Regions from separate parts of the Homo sapiens genome. Here region 1 is linked to region 2. The links are chromatin loops, found by intact Hi-C in ENCODE. Cell type or tissue: PC-3. All regions are shown on one strand. Links, peaks and the distances in the headings refer to the core of each region. The heading gives the core; the rest is flanking DNA. Region 1 overlaps RAD51B (RAD51 paralog B). Region 2 overlaps RAD51B (RAD51 paralog B).

What was found. Peaks named below come from ENCODE experiments on the same cell type or tissue, not always from the same donor. Only the 100,000 strongest peaks of a DNase experiment are listed, where the experiment ranks them.
Region 1: it touches region 2 in a loop (1.9-fold over the local background); 2 of 110 quality-filtered maps call a loop at or near these places.

What each region holds. Positions count from the first base shown.
Region 1 is chr14:67,957,727-67,969,170 of GRCh38, reverse strand. All of the region lies in intron 7 of RAD51B (RAD51 paralog B), which reads right to left. Among named protein-coding and RNA genes, the nearest start is that of RAD51B, 140 kb to the right of the region's middle. In PC-3, for the core only: no CTCF peak of the experiment used is centred there; a DNase peak (open chromatin) is centred at 4,450; H3K4me3 peaks cover 1,092 bases; H3K27ac peaks cover 2,442 bases.
Region 2 is chr14:68,012,416-68,023,859 of GRCh38, reverse strand. The region is part of intron 7 of RAD51B (RAD51 paralog B); the gene reads right to left. Among named protein-coding and RNA genes, the nearest start is that of RAD51B, 200 kb to the right of the region's middle. In PC-3, for the core only: no CTCF peak of the experiment used is centred there; a DNase peak (open chromatin) is centred at 5,109.

The DNA.
Region 1 (11,444 bases), core at 2,058-7,057, 54 kb after region 2:
TAATTCCTACACGTTGTGGGAGAGACCCAGTGGGAGATGGTTTGAATCATGGGGGCAGTTTCCCCCATACTGTTCTCGTGATAGTGAATAAGTCTCATGAGATCTGATGGTTTTATCAGGGGCTTCCACTTTTGCATCCTCTCATTTTTTTCTCTTGCCACCACCTTGTAAGAAGTGCCTTTCACCTCCCACCATGATTCTCAGGCCTCCCCAGTCAAGTGGAACTGTAAGTCCAATTAAACCTCTTTTTCTTCCCAGTCTCAGGTATGTCTTTATCAGCTGCATGAAAACAGACTAATACAGTAAATTGGTACCATTGGAGTAGGGCGTTGCTTTAAAGATACCTGAAAATGTGGAAGCAACTTTGGAAGTCAGTATCAGGCAGAGGTTGGAACAGTTTGAAGGGCTCAGAAGAAGAAAAGAAAATGTGGGATGGTTTGGAACCTCCTAGAGACTTGTTGAATGGCTTTGACAAAAATGCTGATAGTGATATGGACAATAAAGTCCAGGCTGAGGTGGTCTCAAATGGAGATGAGGGACCTGTTGGAACTGAAGCAAAGGTAACTCTTGTTATGTTTTAGCAAAGAGAATGGCAGCATTTTGTCCCTGCCCTTGAGATTTGTGGAACTTTGAACTTGAGAGAGATGATTGAGGGTATCTGGTAGAAGAAATTTCTAAGCAGCAAAGCATTCAAAAGGTGACTTGGGTGCTGTTAAAAGCATTCCATTTTTAAAAGGAAACAGAGCATAAAACTTAGAAAACTTGCAGCCTGATGATGCAGTAGAAAAGAAAAACCCATTTTTTGAGGAGAAGTTCAAGCTGGCTGCAGAAATTTGCACAAGAAGGAGCTGAATGCTAATCCCCAAGACAATGGGGAAAATCTCTCCAGAGCATGTCATAGGTCTTCATGGCAGCCCCTCTCATCACAGACCCAGAAGCCTAGGAGGAAAAAATGGTTTCATGGGCTGGGCCCAGGGCCCCATGCTAAGTGCAGCCTAGGGACTTGGTGCCCTGCATCCCAGCCACTCCAGCCATTGCTAAAAGGGGTCAAGGTACAGCTCAGCGCATAGTTTCAGAGAGTACAAGCTCCAAACCTTGGTAGCTTCGATGTGGTGTTGAGCCTGCAGGTGCACAGAAGTCAAGAATTGAGGTTTGGGAACCTCCACCTAGATTTCAGAAGAAGTATGGAAACACCTGGATGCCCAGGCAAAAGTTTGCTGCAGGAGCAGGGCCCTCACGGAGAATCTCTGCTAGGGCAGTGTGGAAGGGAAATATGGGTTTGGAGCCCCCACACAGAGTCCCTTCTGGGACACTGCCTAGTGGAGCTATGAGAAGAGGGCCACCATCCTCCAGACCCTAGAATGGTAGATCCACCGACAGCTTGCACCTTCCACCTTGAAAAGCCACAGACACTCAACACCAGCCTGTGAAAGCAGCCAGGAGGGGAGCTATACCCTGCAAAGCCACAGGTGCAGAGCTGCCCAAGACTGTGGGAACCTACCTCTTACATCAGCATGACTTGGATGTGAGACACTGAGTCAAAGGAGATCTTTTTGGAGCTTTAGAATTTGCCCCACTGGATTTTGTACTTGCATGGGCCCTGTAGCCCCTTTGTTTTAGCCAATTTCTCCCATCTGAAATGGCTGTATTTACCCAATGCCTGTACCCTTATTGTGTCTAGGAAACAACTAGCTTGCTTTTGATTTTGCAGTCTCACAGACGAAAGGGACTTGCCTTGTCTCAGATGACACTTTGGACTGTGGACTTTTGAGTTAATGCTGAAATGAGTTAAGACTTTGTGGGACTATAAGGAAGGCATGATTGGTTTTGAAATGTGAGGACATGAGATTTGAGGGGGCCAGAGGCTGAATGAGGTTTGGCTCTCTGTCCCCACCCAAATCTCATCTTGAACTGTACTCCCATAATTCCCCTGTGTTGTGGGAGGGACCTGGTGGAAGATAGTTTGAATCATGGGGGCAGTATTCCCCACACTGTTTTCGTGGTAGTGAATAAGTCTCACAAGATCTGATGGTTTTATCAGGGGTTTCCACTTTTGCAACCTCCTCATTTTTCCTCTTGCTGGCGCCATGGAAGAAGTGCCTTTCGCCTCCCACCATGATTCTGAGGCCTCCCCAGCCAAGTGGAACTGTAAGTCCAATTAAACCTCTTTTTCTTCCCAGTCTCGGGTATGTCTTTATCAGCTGCATGAAAACAAACTAACACAGTTACTAAAATTTTTTTCTCTTCTAATTGTCCATATCAGATTGCTATGAGAAGAGGAAAGGGTTAAGCTAGACCTAAATATAATACTGTATGTAAGAAGTTGAAAAAACTGTGATAAATTATCTCTACATACTAATAGGAAAGATATCCAAGATCTACGGGCAGAGTCAAAAAAGCAAGTTTGCAAACTGAGAGGCAGAGTAAGTATGATACTGATTCTGTGAGGAAAGCAAGCACACACGTACACATACAAACACACACAGCAATACTATATTTCATAAGCCTATTTGTCTATCCACAACATGTATCTCTAAGTCAATGCATAGAGAAAGGTCTGAAGCAACAGAAAACCAAACTGAAAATAGTTGTCATTTTCTGGCATTGGTGGGTAGGCAGCTGGGATTGGGGATGATGGTGGTGAGAGAATGTCAGAGAAGCCTTTACAAACATTCCACATGTTTTGAAGATACTATGTTAATACAATACTTATATAGTAAGAACTAATTTTTTAAAAGAATCATATGTGGATAAAAAGGACAAAGGTTGAGCAGAAAGATGCAATGGTTAGGGAGAAGCATGACTAGGCAGAGCATGAAAAAGGCCTCTGCTTCCTCAGTAACTTGAGGTAAAGAGCTGCTATTTCCCTCTTTCAATTTACCCCTTAAACCCATCATCTCTGGCTCTATCCTGGTGATTTTTAAAAAGCACCAATGTGAGTGTGAAGGCTCGTGGTCCTGTGAGTTCCTAATCATTCTTTACACCTTTGGAACATGAGATAAGGTAGGAGTAGTAGGTAGATAAGGGTAATGAGTTTTCTTTTAATTCTTGAAATTAACTACTATGCCAGAAACCTACTGTAGCTATTTCCCTCTATCCTTTAGCTATAAAAGTAAATGCTAACTCTTGGCTGTATAAATAGGAAGGAGGCATTCATTTAATACTATTGCAAACCAATTTAATCACTGCTATAATGCCAGTACCTTCTGGGATTGAGTCCTTCTTCCTGGTTTGCCCAAGAGAAACTAGTCGGCAGCCACTAGTCTGAACTCTGCTCTAACGGTGGCCCTACTGCTTGGTCTATGCACGTGGTTTATTTCTTTTGTCAAGAGTACTCTTTGTAAAATCTTGGCTTCCTCAGTTCCTCTATACAAGCAAGAGTTTGTCAGGGAAGAGTGTTCTGTGTATATGGGGCAAGGAAAGGCATGATCAAAAGCACAATTACATAGCAAGCTCAGGGAATTATGAGGAAGCTTGTGGGAATGGAGTAAATGTACATGTGTGTGTGCGTCTGGCAATGGGAAATACGGTAAGGGGGAAATTATGGCAGGTAATGAGATGAGAATAAGTAGATCAGAGCCAGACTCTGAAACCCTGGCATGACAAGCTAAGGAGTTTAGACTTTATCCCTTATGTGTTAATGGGGACCCATCAAAGGTTTTTAAACCAGAGAGTGATATGATTAGAACTGTCTTTAAAGAAAGAGATTTGACAAGAGTATGGAGGATGGATTAGAAAATGGAAAGGTTAAAAGTAGATAAGCAGCTCTCCAAGAACTGAAATGGAAGATGAAAAGGGCCTAAACAGGGCAATGGCTAGGAGAATGGAGGGAAGAGTACAAACAAAGTCAAAAAGCAATTTTAGTGATAGAAGAAACAGGACTTGTTGACAGATTGGTTGTGAAGACCAAGGGAACATAAAGACTCAAGATGAATGTGAGGTTTCCAGCTGAGAGGATGGAGAGGCCACTAATGAAGACAGAGGATATAGGAAGGGAGGGAGGGTGTTTGGAGAGTATCCGGAAAAATTAGTTTGGGATTGGTTGAACTACTTACTAGGATAGCAACCCTTACTGAGCTCCAAAAGGATAAGGATCTTGTTTGCCAATTTTCTCTGTGCTGCACCTGCTGCAATACCATGTGCATTTAATTCAAGTTTGTGAGAATGGTGATAATGCTAACGTGTGCCAGGATAATTGAGACTTGACAATATTTAAGATATCTCTTCAAAGTGCCTGTGTAGAAAGGAAATATGAGACAAGGTGGTTTGTTTTACTTTTCTGTCAAATTTCTTCTTTAGTAGTTTCCAAAATAAATTCCCAATAATAACAGGGCTTTTAACAAGAAGGTCCATTACTAAGAGCAACCTGCGGTAGACCGTCGTATGTCTCACAACTTTACATTCTACACATTCCAATAATCAAGTCACATCAACTCTAATTCTCTTTCTTGTTCAGGAACCTGTACTACCACTTAACATTCTAAAACCTGCCACACCCAATAGTCAAACATAATCAGAGCCATTTTAACAATATGGGGGAAAAAAAAAGAAAAAGAAAAAACCTCACTGCTGTTAAAAAACCTTAGGAGGAGATACAGAAAAAGAAAGCACCATTTGTTCTGGTTAATGTTGTTGTGTAATGTTTTCTGGGGTGTGCCCTGTAGGCATGTTGAAATCATAACTAAATAAATCAGCTCCAGCAACGCAAAGAAACAATATTCCCTTCCCCTTTGGCTGCCTGAAGGAATAATGGCATCTTCTCCATGATGTGCACACACTTTGGAGCTGCTTTGTTTTTAATCTTCTGCCAAGTCAAGTTTTAGTTTTATTTTAATTTTGGTAACCACAGTAAATTCCAAATCTTTGACAAGTAAATGCTTTCTTTCTCGCCAGAATCCCACTCACTTTCCTTTCTAACTCTAGGAGTTCAATAATGGCTGCAGTACTGATCTCTTTTCATGAACAAGAAAATAAATACACTATAAATTAAGCATATTTCCTGACATTTACATGATGGTTTAAATGTGACATGAGTACAATAAAATTGTCATCTTGTTTGCCCATCATTGTATAAATATATATGTATATATATTTATGTGTACTGTAGGGAAAAGAACAGCATAGAAAGTCAGGAGATGTGCACTCAAGTCTCATTCATTTCAGTTGGCTGTATGACGTTAGTTTAAAAACTTAAATTTGGTTTCCCTATGTATAAAAGTTAGGCAAATATACTAGATGGTTTTCAAAGTCCCTTTCACTTTAAAATTCTGATTCATAAGATTATGTCTGTTACCGATTTTTTTTAAACACATGAAAAAGTCACTCAAAAAAATCCTAAAAAAAAGAAAAACCCTAATTTTTGGTGGTAAAATGAAATAAGCCTCAGAAATTATCTAATCTGTACAGCTTTGAAACTACATTCTATGGGAAATGCCTAAGCCAAGAGTTATAAACTGTTTATTTCTTGGAAGGATTTCATAGTTTAAAGAGAAAGATTGCAACCGGCTAATCTAGTTCAGCTCTGTCATTACAGATGAAGAAACTGAGATCAGGAATGAAAGAAGAAATATATTAACACATCCATAAAATACTGTGCAACTATTTAAAATGATGGTAAGAGAAAAGGGGTCAAGATAAGTTAAAAAAGAAATGAGGCTATAAAACTGCGTAAGTATTTATTCATTTTTCAGAGCAATAAATTCATTGTATCACTTTCTTTAAAATATTCTCATTATATAAATTCAAATACTACAAAAAATACACAGAAAAGATGCATTAAATCATCCAAAATCTCACCATTGAGAAATATTAGGTATTAGATTAGCAATTAGTGACATTATTCCAGACAACTGGAATATACACATAGATAATGAATGCACAGAAATAAATGTATTCTTTCTGGGATGAGATTATAGTCACAGTTAAAAATAAAAAATATCAATTCTATACACATGGATACACATATACACATAGATAATGGATGGACAGAAATAAATGTATTCTTTCTGGGATGAGATTATATTCACAGTTAAAAATAAAAAATATCAATTCTAATTTTACCTGCAATTAACAGAAGCCGAAATGAAACTGAAGAAATTTTAAATCTTAGACAAATGTTTCTTCACTCAAGAAACATTAATTGTGAAAAAGTCCCTCTAACTTTAAGAAAAATGATCAAAACCACAAAGAATAGATTAACATTACTTTTAAACTACTTTACATTTGAGACAGTTCTGATTGAATTGTTGCTATGAATAAGATTAATAATCTCTCATTCCCATTTCCCTTCTACCTACCTTCCAATTTTTATTGTATATATTTGTTTTACTTTGCCATGATGTAGAGTGTTTACAGTCTGTTGTACTGCCACACTTTCTACAGTATCTAAATCTTACATATATATATGAAGGTATTTAATATCACAACACTTTTTTGGTTTGATTCCTCTCTTGGTTGGCTAAATTTCAACAATTAGTTCTTTTTCAGAAAGGTCTCACAGATACTATATTCTCTGGGTTCTTTCACATTTGAGAGGATACGCCTGTGGCCTTTATACCTCAACAACAACTTGGCTGGGTACACTGTTCTTGGGCCGTAATTTCTTTTATCAGAACTGTGTTGACATAGCTCCTGTAGTATTGCACATTGTTGTGAAGTCTGAGGCCAGTCTAAACTTCTTCCTTGTAGATAACTTTTGCTTTTCTTCCTTATAGATAACTTTTGCTTTTGCTTACATGACTGAAGAAACCTTTCTCTTGTTTGGCAACAATCAGGATATGACATGATGTTGAACCTTCTCTACCAATTTTCAGGATTCAATGTATCTTTTGATCTGCAGGTTCAGTTCCTCATTTCAGTGAAGTTTTGCTATATCACTTCTCCAAATACTTTTTTAGTTTGATTTGTTGGGTCCACTTCCTCAAAGACACCAGTAATCCTTTCAACTTCATATCAGATCATTGTTAACCAAATTGCTTTCATCTTTGTGTCTTACTCCTGTGTTTACCGTGATTATTCCACGCTTTCACTCCAAACCATTAAATTTTTAGTCACCTCTATTGTATTCCATACTAGTTCTATATCATCTGTTAGTTTTGCAATAGAGGTGTTCTTGTCCTCAGATGTGCTTCCTTAGCTATATAAACTCACTTTTTAACAATATGAACTCATTTTAAGATGTTATTTGTAGGTACATGTATGTGTGTGAGTCTATGTGTATGTGTGCATATACATGTACTATAAAAGCCCAAAAGGCTTTTATCTAACTTTATCAGAATGTTATAGTTTTCTGCTGTAGTCAGCGATCTCTTTTCCTTTTTGCCTATCTGAATTTCCTAAATGTTTTCATAGTGAACATAATATGTTTACACACTGATGTTGACAGACACATGCAAATTTAAATGTTGTATACATATTTCTAGAAAAAGAGTAGATTTCCAGAAAAAAAAATACTGAGAAAAGAAGAGATGAAATGATTTGTCTAAGCAAGGAAACGGTAGGACCGTTTCCTTCAACTATACTATACTGTTTCCAAGATGTTTGCTTCTCACAGGATAGCTACACATTTTCAGAGAACTGAAATATCCAGCCAAGGACTAAACATCTTTATGTCAAAATGTATACAAGAATAATATCCTTCCTCAAGCTATGTGTATGGTGTTCAGTCTTTGAAAAATAGGAAAGTAAGCAATGTCAGCATTCTGATAGCCAGCATATCTTTGTCTGAGACACAGATACACAGTGGATATGAATGAAAACCTCTCCTACTTTCTTAGTGACCAATTTTGTTCTTCTGTTTCAAGCTTTAGCAAGTATAGCCCTCAGAAAATTTCTTCATCAAAACTGTATCGAAAAAAGGAAATTCCAACTGGGCATGGTCGCTTGTGTCTGTAATCCCAACAGTTTGGGAAGCAGAGGTAGGAGAATTGCTTGAGCCCAGAAGTTTGAGACCAGCCTGGGCAACATAGCGAGACTCTGCCTCTATAAAAATAAAAAAATTAGCCAGGTGTGGTGGCGCACACCTGTGGCCCCAGCTACTCGGGAGGTTGAGGTGGGAGAATCACTTGAGCCCAGGAAGTCGAGGCTGCAGTAAGCCATGATCATGCCACTGCACTCAGCCTGAACAACAGAATGAGGCCCTGTCTTGAATAAATGAATGAATGAATGAACAAACGAACAAATAATAACTTAGGAAATTCTGTAGCCAGGCACAGTGGCTCATGCCTGTAATCCCAACATTTTGGGGGAACCAAGAAGGGAGGATTGCTTGAGGCCAAGAGTTCCAGACCAGCCTGGGCCACAAAGTCAGACCCTGTCTCTACAAAAAATTAAAAAATTAGCCAGGCATAAAGGCAGGTGCCTGTTGTTCCAGCTACTTGGGAGGCAGAGGTTGGAGGATTGCTTGAGCCCAGTAATTTGAGGCTGCAGTGAGCTATGACTGCAAGACTGCACACTAGCCTGAGCAAGAGAGCTAGACCCTGTCTCTAAAAAAAGAAAAAGAAAGAAAAAAGGCAGTTCCTCTGAGTGTGGCAAATTGTTAATTAATATATCTAAGTTCTATCCAGTGTTCTTGCAAATATATTTATCTTAAATTTATTTTATCCTAGATACACTGTGGGTAAACTGCTATATCTAAACTCATGTTGATGCTATCAAATTCCTAAAATCTTGGGACAGGGTCCTAGAACAAAAATCTATTTTTCTAAAGTGAAAGATAAAAACTATAGGCTCTCCTGAAGTGCTGAGCTGAAAACAACAAGAGTCTTCTTGATGACTAAGAAAATAAAGGTGACAAAGGAAACAATCATAACGATTCTGAATTTTTAAAGGAAGAGATGAAATGATGTTATAGAAAGATCAAGTAAAGTAGTGTCAAACCATTTATAAAGTTGAGGCTCAGCTCCTACTATTACATGACTTTGAACAAGCAATTCAACTTCTCTGAACTTGATTCTGCATCTGCTCAACAGAAACAGTATTATTTCTGTCAAGTAGTATATTTATACACTTAACATAGAACGTTATGTTTGCATATTTCTATTATACACACACACACAAACATACACACACACTTCTTTTTTTTTTTTGAGATGGAGTCTTGCTCTGTTGCCCAGGCTGTAGCGCAGTGGCGCGATCTCAGCTCATTGCAACCTCCGCCTCCCAGGTTCAAGCAATTCTCCTGCCTCAGCCTCCCAAGCAGCTGAGATTACAGGCACCCACCACCACCATGGCCAGCTAATTTTTTTGTATTTTTAGTAGAGACAGGGTTTCACCATGTTGGCCAGGCTAGTTTCAAACTCCTGACCGCAAGTGATCCACCTGTCTTGGCCTCCCAAAGTGCTAGGGTTACAGGGATGAGCCACTGCACCCGGTCATATTTCTATGAAGTTTTAAAGTGCTTTTACAAAGAATGTCTTATTATTGGCAGGAATAAGCAAATATATAATTAGTAAAGAACCATTTTCATTGTCAAAATATAGATATGCTAGAAAGAAGACAGCATGGTAAATTTTGACTGTTTTATCAACTTTAACTATGTCAACTAATAACACTTTTAGATCAGCATATTTATACCCGGCTTACCATTATTTTTCAAGGCTAACATAAATTTCAAAAGAAAGTATTGGCCGGGTGCGGTGGCTCATGCCTGTAATCCCAGCACTTTGGGAGGCTGAGGCAGGAGGATCACAAGGTCAGGAGATCGAGACCATCCTGGCTAACACGGTAAAACCCCATCTCTACTAAAAATACAAAAACATTAGCCAGGCGTGGTGGCGGGCGCCTGTAGTCCCAGCTACTCAGGAGGCTGAGGCAGGAGAATGGTGTGAACCCAGGAGGCGGAGCTTGCAGTGAGCCAAGATCGCACCACTGCACTCCAGCCTGGGCAACAGAGCAAGACTCTGTCTCAAAAAAAAAAAAATATTGACCAAAGGAAATCAGGAGAATCAAACACAAACATTCTAAAAATTCAAAAATCATAATCAGCATTGGTAACACTAGCAGGTGATTATTATTTTATATGTATAAACCTCAATAGGTTATAGAATAAAACATAAAAATGAACATAGAAATCAAATAATACAAGAAGTAGTATCATTTATAATGGGTTAATACAAAAAAATGTGATGTGAAAAATGGACTCCAATAGAAGATGTGGCAAGTAAACCCTAAAGATTCTTTGAAATATAATAGAAAAATTCATGATCGATCTAGAGAAAGGGCAGTAGAGGCAAGGTGAAAGAGGAAAGAAAGGTTTTCAAGGAAATATTTAAAAGCTTCCTTATCAGTAGTATCTTGAACATTCTAACAAATAAAACTAAACTTAATAGTTGTGTCCATATGAATGACTTTGGATGCCCAGTTTTATAATTTAGAGTGATGCAAGTTTACAAAGACAAATATTTTACAGGTAGGATACAATAGTAAAATTTGTTTAGAGCTAGGGCATCCTTAAAAAGCACTGAGACCTTATTCACTTGGCTACAGTTTCACCTCATCAACTTTACATTCAATCATCCCACACTATTCAAAAGGTTGTCCCAAATAAGAAAAGGAATGAAAATAAAGAGAAATATTGTTTTTTACTATAGCTTTTATCTGAGTTTTTTGTTTACTGTATTCAGTCTTGACTTCAAACCAAGTTTATTTGACAAGCACTTGGTGGTAAGACTAGACACCAAACTTTTCCTTGATGAAAACCAATGTGGGTGGCTTCTCTGTATTTTTCATCTTTTTTCAAGAGAGTGCCTCTTTGTGGTGGCATAAGATCTCATATAGCCGTGTTTGCAAAAGCCTGCTGCCTAGCCAGGCTAAGCACTCAAAAGTAAACTCCACTTCTGAGTTCCACTGGATTAATAGTGATCAGAAGATTCAATCAATCTGAAGCCAGGAAAGAAATTCATACAGAAAATCATCACCATCATCATCATCAAATAAAAATAAAGCTTCATATATAGAGCTCCATGTTACTATCACACAAAATAAACAGACATGGTTCCTGTCTTCCATGAAGCCTCCATGCTAGAGCAGATGATGTGACACAGACATATAAACAGACATTCCCAACACAGACCAGAGACGTGACGGCTGCCATTAGCCCAGAAATAAATCAACAACAGCTAAATATTTACAAAATGTGAGAGATTTATTATGTGCAATGTATTTTGTATAATACATATAATATTCTCTGTAATTGGTGAGGACTGAATGAACGTACAATTCTTTTGTTTCCTGATCCTACTCTCTCTCTGACTTCTCATGTAAGTTTTAACCTGACTGTGACTATTTTGTATTCTATAAAAACAAAATAATAGAATGTAAATTTCTTCCATATTGCATACACTACAAAGGTATACATTTACGAAAATTACAGTAAAGCAAATTCTACTATGATTTCTGCTGAAATGAACCAGGGCAGAAATTCAATTTTTAAATCCCATATCAAA
Region 2 (11,444 bases), core at 2,356-7,355:
AGTGGGACCTAATTAAAGTAAAGAACTTCCACACAGCAAAAGAAACTATCAACAGAGTAAACAGAAAACCCACGGAATGGGAGAGAGTATTCACAAACTCTGCATCCAGCAGAGGTCTAATATCCAGAATCTATAAGGAATTTAAACAATTCAACAAGCAAAAAACAGCCCCATTAAAAAATGGGCAAAGGACATGAACAAACACTTCTCAAAAGAAGACATACCAAAAAGCAGGTCAGGTGCGGTGCCTCACACCAGTAATCCTGGCACTTTGAGAGACAGAGGCAGGCAGATCACTTGAGGTCAGGAGTTCAGGACCAGCCTGGACAACATGGTGAAACCCCATCTCTACTAAAAATACAAAAATTAGCCAGGCCTCATGGCGCACGCCTGTAATCACAGCTACTCAGGAGGCGAGGCAGGAGAACCGCTTGAACCTGGGAGGCGGAGGTTGCAGTCAGCCAGGACTTCACTCCAGCCTGGATGACAGAGGGAGACTGTCTCAAAAAAAAAGAAGACATACCAAAAAATAATAGATGTTCATGAGATTGTGGATTGTGGAGAAAAGGGAATGTTTATACGCCACTGGTGGGACTGCAAATTAGTTCAGCCATTGTAGAAAGTAGTTTGAAGGTTTCTCAAAGAACCTGCAACAGAGCTGTCAATTGGCCCAGTAATCCCATTACTGGGTATATACCCAAAAGAATATAAATCATTCTACCATAAAGACAAATGCACATGTATGTTCACTGCAGCACTATGCACAATAGCAAAGACATGGAATCAACCTATTATAGCTGCCCATCAACAATGCACTGGATAAAGAAAATGGGGTGCATATATACCACAGAATACTAAACAGCCATAAAAAAGAATGAGATCATGTCCTTTGTAGCAACATGGATGGAGCTAGAGACCATTATCCTAAGCAAATTAATGCAGAAACAAAAACCCAAATACCACAAGTTCTCACATATAAGTACAAGTGAAATATTGAGTACACCAGGACATAACGAAGAAAATAGACAATAGAGCCCACTTGAGGGTGGAGGGTGGGAGAAGGGTGAGGACTGAAAATGTGCCTATTAGGTATTATGCTGATTACCTAGGTGACAAAATTATCTAGACACCAAACCCCACAACATGCAATTTACCCATGTAATGAACGTGCACATGTACCCCTTGAACCTGAAATAAGAGTTGGAAGAAAAAAAAAAGAGAGACAAGCAGCCAACAAACATGAAAAAATGCCCATCAACACTAAAAGTCAGAAAAATGTAAATCAAAACCGCAATGAGATACCATCTCACACCAGTCAGAATGGCTATTACTAAAAGTCAAAAAACAACAGATGGCTATTTCTCAAAGAACTTAAAACAGAGCTACCATTTGACCCATCCATCCCAATACTGGGGATATACCTGAAAGAAAATAAATCATTCTACCAAAAAGACACAGGCACTCATATGTTCATCACCAGGATATTCACAATAGCAAAGACATAGTATCAATCTGGGTGCCCATCAATAATGGATCGGATAAAGAAAATGTGGTACATATATACCATGAAATACTACACAGCCATGTAAAAGAATAAAATCATGTCCTTTGCAGCAACATGGAGAAAGCTGGAGGCCATAATCCCAAGCAAATTAATGCAGGAACAGAAAACCAAACAATACATGTTCTCACTTATAAATGGGAGCTAAACATTGACTACACATGAACATAAACATGGGAACAATAGACACTGTGGACTACTAGGGGTGGGAGGAATGGAGAGGAGTATAGGTTGAAAAACTACCTATTGGGTACTACTCTTATTACCAAGCAAATAAACTGATTCAAGAGTCAATCAACAAACTTCATTGTTGTCTTATTTTAAGAAATTGCCATAGCTACCCAACTTTCACCAACCACCAGCCTGTTTAGTCAGAAGCCATCAACATCAAGGCAAGACCCTCCACCAGCAAAAAGATTACAACTCATTGAAGGCACAGATGATTGTTAACATTTTTTAACCATATTTTTAAAATAAGGCTTGTACATTTTTTAGACATAATGCTATGATACACTTAGTAGACTACCGTACAGTGCAAACATAAGTTTTATATGCATTAGGAAACAAAAAATTTTGTGTTGCCCACTTTATTGCTATAACTGCTTTATTGCAGCAGTCTGGAACTGAACCCACAATATCTCCAAGGTATGCCTGTAAATAAGATGAAGAGTAAAGTGGAAGGGAGTTGGGGGACAAATGTCAATAACAGCACAGAAAAGAAATAACACTTAGTTTAGCTAGGTAGCAATTTGTTTACCCATATAACAAAGAGGCAGAGTATTTTATAGTAGGTGAAAAAATGACGTTCTAAAAGTGGCAGGGAAGACTTAGAAGGACAATGACCCTGTGACAGTGAAGATATGGGAAAATGACAAACATTCTGGCTGTAAGAGAAACACCATCTCACGGGAGAGCCAGACCTCCAATCAGGAAAAACCTTCCTGAGAGTGGCTTAGCAATATCGAAATTGCAGACATTGCTGCCATCACTGGCATCTGATCCTCGTGTGAAGGCATCATTTCTCAGGAGGCAATGTTCTCCCTTTATCCCTCTCTTTTGCCCTGAGTCCTCTAATAGAACATTAACTTAGTTGGGACATTCTTTTAGATGAACTAAAAATAATAATTATATGTGAAAAAAACAAAAGGGTACTATATTGTCCTCAGAGCAGTAAAACTGTTTATTTAGAGAGTCACTTGAACAAGGCAGACACAGTGTAAGGTCCCAGGGGGGTATTCAGTTTCCATCATCTGGTTATTTCCCCAGGTCCTCTCTCATGCATCACAAAGCTCTCTGTGAATCCACTTAACAAGGAAAGAACTAACACTCCTGTTTATTTGCTTCAACACTCTTGTCAATAAAAGGTGGTACACCTAAAGGATAAAATAAATATTCAGCCACAAAAATCATGCTGCAAACATATATATTTTTACATGGAAAGGTATTCTCTTACCTCTAAAAAGCAGATTAGAAAATAATATGTTGAGTTTGATCTCCTTTTTGTAAACAATCAATGTTTTTTAAATTGCAGTAAAGTATACATAAAATTTACCATTTAAACCATTTTCAAGTGTACAGTTGAGTAGCATTACCTATATTCACAGTCTTGCGCAACCAACAACATCCATCTCAGAACCTTTTCATCATCCCAAACTGAAACTCTATATATATAAGTAATATGAATATTTACATATTAACAGAAAAAGTCTGAACAGATATACACCAAAAATGTTAATAGTGGACAATTTTAGGTAGTTTTTTCCTATTTTTTAGTCTTCTATATTTCCTAATTTTTTCTAAAAGGAAGTGTATTTCTAGTGTAATTTTAAAGTAACTTTAAGTGATGTTTTTAAAAGACGCTGAGAGTTAAAACATTAAAAAAGCAAAGAGGCTGGTGCAATGGCTCACACCTGTAATCCTAGCATTCTGGGAGGCTGAGATGGGCAGATTGCTTGAGCTCAGGAGTTCAAGACCAGCCTGGGCAAATAGCGAAACCCTGGGCTCTACGAAAAATATAAAAAATTAGCCAGGCATGGTGGCACGTGCCTGTGGTCCCAGCTACTCGAGAGGCTGAGCTGGGAGGATTGCTTGAGCCCAGGAGACAGAGGTTGCAGTGAGCTGAGATTGCACCATTGTACTCCAGTCTAGGTGAGATAGTGAGACCCCGTTAAAGAAAAAGAAAGAAAAGAAAAGCAGGATTAGAGGCCATGCTCATCACCTTGTTATGATCTGGTAATTTTCCTCTGCTTCCTAAAAATAAGAACCCCAAAGCTTAGCTGGGTACACTATGCTCAGCCAAAAGACAATATTTCTGGTTGTCATTCTTGCAGTTAGCTGTGGCCATAGAACTAAATTTTAGCCAAAGAGAAAGTGCAATGTGTAACTTCCCAGAAATGTCCTTACAGGGAAGGGGCACATTCTTTTTGGTCTTTTCTCCTCCTGCCAGCTGTAATACTGATGCAATGGCTGAATCTCTAGCAGCCATATTGGACAATGTGGCAATACGGTAAGAACGAACAAGAAATAAGATAGATGTCTCTTTTTTTGTTATACGCAGTCATCCTAATCTTAACTGATAAAATCACAGTCATCCCTTGGCATATACTGGGAATTGGATCCAGGGCCACTCCTGCACCACATATACCAAAATCCACACACACTCAAGTTCCAAAGTCCACCCTCTGGAACTCACATATATGAAATGTCAGCCCTCCATACATGCAGGTTTTGCATCTCATAAATACTGTATTTGCAATGGAAATTTGCTTGAAAAAAATCTACATATAATTGGACCCATGCAGTTAAACCCATGATTTTCAAGAATCAACTGTACCTCCTAAATCATTTTCCTTCCTAGCATGTCTTATGTTCAGCGCTATACTTTTGTCAACCATGATCATAAAAAGAATATACAGAAATTGGGAAATAACAAAGGTGACCAAATCCAGAGATGACCAATTATTGACCTTCTTGTTTGAATTCACTATAGAATTTGCCACTGCCACCATTCTAGCATTCTGAAACTTCTTTTCTCCACTGCAGCGGTACTCTGTAGGTTTTGTTCCCGTCTATTTCACCTTTTCAGTTTCCTTGCAAGGCTCCTTTATAAACTGACTCTCAGTTTCTCTAAACTGTTCTAACTAAAAGTCAGTTTTGGTGTGTTTTTTTTTTTCATATATGTTTACTGGGTGTTTCAGTAAATCAGCCACCAAATTTTCCCTGAAGCAGTCATCCACTCAATTATTACTGAATGCCTAATAACTAACCATGTATTGAATGCTTACTATATGCAAGGAACATTACATATTTTATCTCTAATCCTCTCAGCAACTCCACAAGCTAGGGATTATTATATTCATTTCAGAGATGCGTCTGAGGCCCAAAGAATAATTACCCAAGTTTTCACAGCTGGTAAATGGAAGAATCAGACTTTGAACTTAGGCTTATTTACTCCAAAGTCCATTACCCATTCATTATACCCCATGGCACACACAAGTCTATGACTCAAAATCCAGACACATAAAAAGCTGAATAATTTAAAAGGTTTTGCTACTTGACTCAGTACATGTTTATGACACATTTTTTATGAGTACTGTTTGAGTGGCTGTCAGTGATACAGAAATGTTTAAGTCTTCAAGTAAAATGAATAAGATAGAAACAAATTAATGGTTTAACAAGGTAGAAAAGGAATACTAAGAAGTTCCGGGAATTCCTACAATATAATGGAATGCTTCAATTTCTCCCCCATAAAAATATAGAGAATTAATTTAAAAAATCTAATCCTTGTTGAAACTCGCCCACACCAAGTAAATAGAGTGGTAACAGATATTACAACCTTAAAATAGAAGTAAAACCTTAACAGAACTTGCTGTGACATTTAAATTAGTACCTTTAAAAAGTAATTAGGAAAGCATTTTCCTTCTACAAGGTACGCTACAGATTATTTATTTCATCAAATCTTAATCTTTAGGGAGAAAAATTACACAGAAGCTTAGCTTGTCTAAATTGTCTATTGAAGTTAACCAATTACTGATTAAAAAGGGGACAGGAAGTGTGTAAAATTAGATTATCTGCTTATATTTAAATGTATTTTGAAAAGGTCTGAAAAATTCCTTCACAAAGTGAGACAAGCTATAAATGGTCAAATAAAATTTTAACAATGCATAGCTTAGACACGAATGTGGGACACACAGACCCAGACTCAATTTTAGAACAATATAACTATCAATTGTTTTAAAGGGACAATCAGCTACTTAACTACTAAGCAGCTTTTTAAATAGGTAATTCTGCAGTTAAAATTTATTTATTTATTTATTTATTTATTTATTCGAGACGGAGTCTTGCTCTGTCACTAGGCTGGAGTACAGTGACACGATCTCAGCTCACTGCAATCTCCGCCTCCCGGGTTCAAGTCATTCTCCTGCCTCAGCGTCCCGAGTAGCTGGGACTACAGGTGCGTGCCACCACACTCAGCTAATTTTTATATTTTTAGTAGAGATGGGGTTTCACCAAGTTGGCCAGGATGGTCTCAATCTCTTGACCTCGTGATCTGCCTGCCTTGGCCTCCCAAAGTGCTGAGATTACAGGCATGAGCCACCATGCCTGGCCTAAAATTTATTTTGTAATGTAGGATACTTTTGAAAAATTCAAACTTTAAAATCCTCCATGAAAATCTATGATAGACTGTAAATAAAATCTAGGGGCAAAATGAACTCAGCATTGATCTCTAAAAAACAAATTCAATTGGTATATGCTCTATTGGTTGTTAGAGGAAAATATTAAATTTCTAAGATAAAAAAGATAGGCTGGGTGTGGTGGCTCACGCCTGTAATCCTAGCACTTTGGGAGGCCAAGGTGGGCAGGCTGCCTGAGCTCCGGAGTTCAAGACCACCCTAGGCAACACGGTGAAACCTTGTCTCTACTAAAATACAAAAATTTAGCCGGGTATGGTGGCACGTGCCTGTAGTTCCAGCTAGTCAGGAGGCTGAGGCAGAAGAATAACTTGAACCTAGGAGGTGGAGGATGCAGTGAGCTGAGATCACTCCACTGCATTCCAGCCTGGGTAACAGAATGAGATTCCATCTCAAAAAAAATAAAATAAAAAAGATTTATTTTGATAATGCCTTGTAATTCAACAAAAAACTAGAGCTATAAATTAGAATTTGGTTTTGTGACAAAAATGATATATCTTTTCATTATAATTATAAAATATACTCATTATTAGAAATTTGGAAAATGAAGAAAGGGTTAAAGAAAAAAAGCCATGTCCTTATTAGCTCCAAACACTGACATTTCCTTCTTCCATTAGCATATGTCTATATTTTTAAATTTTGATCATTCTATATAAATTAGATATTTAGCATTCTTTCTTTTTTCTTTTTCATTTAACTTTATGGCATTTTCCCTTGTTGTTATAAAGTCTTCAAAGAAGTCACTTAATTCCAGAAAACATTCCAGTGAATTTACTTAACCACAGCTCACTTTAAACAATTAGGTTGCTTCCAACTTTTTGCTGTTACTACTAATGCTATGATAAACATCTTTGTGCTTTTTCCAATTCACAGATAATTTCCTTAGCACAGATTCTAGGAGTGAAATTACTAGCAAAAGTTACACAGTCAGCAGAGCCTGGGTAAAAGTGTATGTGAGTTGGCTTGTACTCTTTCACAAGAGCTGACTACTAAATTTTCAGGAATTTTCTAAGCCAGTTGTTAAACACAGCCATCATTTAAAGCTAAATGTTATAAATGTACCAATAAATAAAAATTATATTAAAACAAAGATAATAAATACTCAAAACACCTCATTTGTTAAATATGTTGGACATTTTACTATTATCTGTGCTCTTGGGGTTGCTTACACTATTGTATCCAGTTGGCAGGATTACTATATGATGGTGTTCCAGTGCACACCCTTCCAAACTCCACATCTAGTTGTATCATGTTGGTGGCCTGACTGAGGCCATGGTGGGAGTTGTAAAATGGAACAAACTGGGGGCTTTTTACCCCCAGAGACTCCCAGATAATTATCCTGATCAGTCAGTTGGTGAGTTATATATGTTTATTTTACTCTCAAACTGCCAATGTTTTTCTACCCGTATTTGCTTATAAAAAGCCCTTAAAAAATAGAGGCATACGCTGATGGCTAAGCATTTTAATCGTTTTGTTACCTGACTCACTCAGTAAATATTTTTGAAGCATTTTTGATAAGTACTGTGTTGAGTGACTGTGAACTGTCTTCAAGTAAAATGGACAAGATAGGAACAAATAATGATTTAACAAGATACAAAATGATTACTATCAACAGCTGCCAAAAGAAAGATAGAAAATAATAATTGCCATAAGGCAAAATGATATAGGGATGCCAATAAAGGAGAGATTATTTCCTGCTGAAGAACTGTAAAAGTTCCATAAAAGGTAAGGCATTTATAAATGAATAAATGGTGTCAGAGAAAAGTGAAACGATTGTTTAAGGCTATCAAAAATTTTGTCCTCTTCTTTTCATGGCACTTTGACATATTTGTTTTATAACCTATATCACTCTCCACCTGATATGGTTTGGCTGTGTCCCCACCCAAATCTCATCTTGAATTGCAGCTCCCATAATCCCCACGTGTCATGGGAGGGACCCAGTGGGAGGTAATTGAATCACGGGGACAGGTTTTTTCCCATGCTGTTCTCATGATAGTGAATAAGTCTCCCGAAATCTGATGGTTTTATAAAGGGCAGTTCTTCTGTACGCGCCCTCTTCTCTGCGGCCATGTAAGACATGACTTTGCTCCTCCTTCGCCTTCCACCATGATTATGAAGCCTCCCAGCCATGTGGAACTGTGAATCCATTAAACCTCTTTCCTTTATAAATTACCCAGTCTTAGGTATGTCTTTATTAGCAACATGAGAACAGACTAATACACCATCGTATGTTGTAATGACTATAATATACCTCTGCCTCCCCCTATTATAATATTCATATCTCCTGAGTAGTCACCTTTGTATCCCCATCATAGTAGGTGTTAAATAAATGTCATGCTTTTAATAAGTGAATGAAAGAATGATTTAATGAATAGGAGCGCACATTTATGAGCTTATAATGTGCTAAGCACTATCCTAAGCACTTTACATATATTTAATCATTTAATGTTTACAACACCATGAAGTAGATGCCATTTCTACCAATGAGAAAACTCAGCCATTTTACAGAAAAGCAGACTGAATCACAGAGTGTTTTAAGTAACTGGACCAAGATTGCACAGATGGCAGGAGGGCTGGGTTTAAAACCCAGTCAGCCTAACTCTGGAGCTCCTGCCCTTCACCATGCCTCCACACCCCCTCTCAAATAAACAAAGCATCCCGGGTGGCCCTAGTGGGTAGGGTTTGGCACTCTCAAATAAGTGACTGAGCAGTAAACAAGATAGCAATGAATCCACATGCTCCTTTTTTTTTTTTTTTTGCATTCATTCTTATATTGTTTCCAAGTCAAAAAGTAATAATGAATGCTCCTAAATTACGTATTCCAATCAATGTAATCAGTTCATTCACATTCAGAATAGTACAGGTCTCTATCTTAGATTCCTACATTTATTTATTTATTTATTTATTTATTTTTACTGATCCTTAAATTTAAACAAATAAGTGAGTCTCAAATTTGGCAAGTTTTGACCATACAAATTTCTCCATGATCTCCTAATCAAATATTGTTTTTAAAGAATACCCAAAATTTGCCAATTAGAAAGAAAAACACTATTTAAATATTCAAAAAAGATGTTAAACACTCCACCTGAGTTTTGATAATCCAACAAGAATATGCTTCTATCTGGTAACTTGTACTTGCTATACAGTGATGAGTAGAGAGTAGGAGATATGGTGTAACTGTGTCACAAATGTACCAGGGTAAAAGTCACTCTGGCACATCCTGAAGATAGCACTAATGGGTTCTGAGAGACAAAGAAGACTGAAATGCTTCAAAGCAACTTGCTCAGAGACTGATAAATCTCCAAAGCAGAATCAACAAATGTAAAAAAACAGGGCTTGCATGTCCAACAATAACTCATACAAAGTTACCTTCCTCCATCAACTGTTAATGGGAAAAAAAAAAAAAAAGAAAGAAAAGAAAAGGAGAGGGAGAGAGAAAAGGCAATCTTTGTCCCTGATAAAATATCTTCATAATAATGGAGATTTAAAAATAACGCAAATTACTAACCTTACCAAAAATCAGTTCTGATTTCAATGCCAATGAAGGAAAACATAGCCATTAGGTAATATTATCACAACAAGACCAAGATATTGTATTTATTCTCATAAAAGGACATGGAACTAATTTATAAATCAAGTTTGGTCAGTCAGTCCTGCATTATTATCAAATAAAATATTTGATAACATGTACTCATCTGGGCACTGCTTCATGAAAAAATTCTGACTTATTTATCACATCCCAATTCTAAGAATATGGAAGGATGAGCTCCTGGATGCCTGACCTTTGTACTTATTTAAGACATTACTTAATAGAAACTGCACCTCTCAAGTCTATTCTAATATGATGCATGCAGGAAATGCAAATTTGCATCCAAAATATTTAATGTTTAAATAATACTAGACAAGTTTTTAAAATCATAGTAAATTATTTGTTGTCCATCAAGAGCAGAGAAAGTTATATTCTACGTAATACAATATTCTGATTTAGTTTCCTCATCTGTAAAATAAGACTGTTATGGATTAAATGAATTAATATTTGTTTAGTATTTACAGTAGTCCCTAGCATATAGATTAAATGCTACATAAGCAATTATTAAATAAAGTAATATCATTGTGGCAGATCATATTTCCAAAAATGGCTTCAGCCGTATTTCTGGTCCAGCATGCTCTTCCAGAATCTTGCCAACCCCACCCATCACATGGTAGAGTCTATTTCTCTCCTCTTGAACCTAGGGGGATTTCTAATTATTCTGGCCAACAGAGCAAAATAGAAATAATGTTCTGTGACTTCCAAGGCTCTGTCATAAGAAGGATATAGCTTCTGCCTATCTTTCTCTTTTTGAAATGTTTGCTCTGAGGAACCCAGACACTCTACTTAAGGAAGCCCAAACTAGTTCATTTGGAGACATCACATGGAAAGACCCATGTGGAGAGGAACTGGGGCCAACAGCCAGTGACATCTGCCAGACATATAAATGAATGAATGATTATAGTGCCTAGCCTTTGAGGTTCCAGCCTCAAACACTGTGGAACTAAGAGAAGCCATTCCTGCTGTGCCCTGTCCGAATTCCTGACCCACAGAATCTGTGAGCATAATAACTGATTGCTTTGTGCCACTAAGTTGTGGGGTAATCTGTTACACAGCCACAGGAATGGGAACAATAAAACTGCTATACTTTTAAAATTTGCATTGCAACTAAAATCAAAAAGATTTTTAAAAGACTTACAAAATTAAACATAATGCAAATAGAGCAGAGAATAAACAGAAGATACACACATAAAACAAAGTTGAAACAACTGTCAGGCATCTGACATATAACAACAGCAACAGCTAACAAAACAGTTATTGTCCTCCATGTGTAAGAAGCACCACAAAAAGTTATGATTTAATGCTCCCAATAACCCTATAAGGATACTGTTATATTTTTATTTTATATACCACATGCAAATAAGAAATAAAATATCCTAACACTAAATAAGAAATAAAATACCCTAACACTAAGACTATAATTTCATCCTGCTTTGTTGCTGGCACGTTTTGAATGCTGGTAGTAAACTATTACTACTAATATAGACCAGGGTTTGGCAAACTTTATCTTAAAGGGCCAGATAATAAATATTTTAGACTTTGAGGGCTCTCTCTCCTCTCTCGCTCTCTCTAGATATATATATATAAAATTCTTTGTTTTATG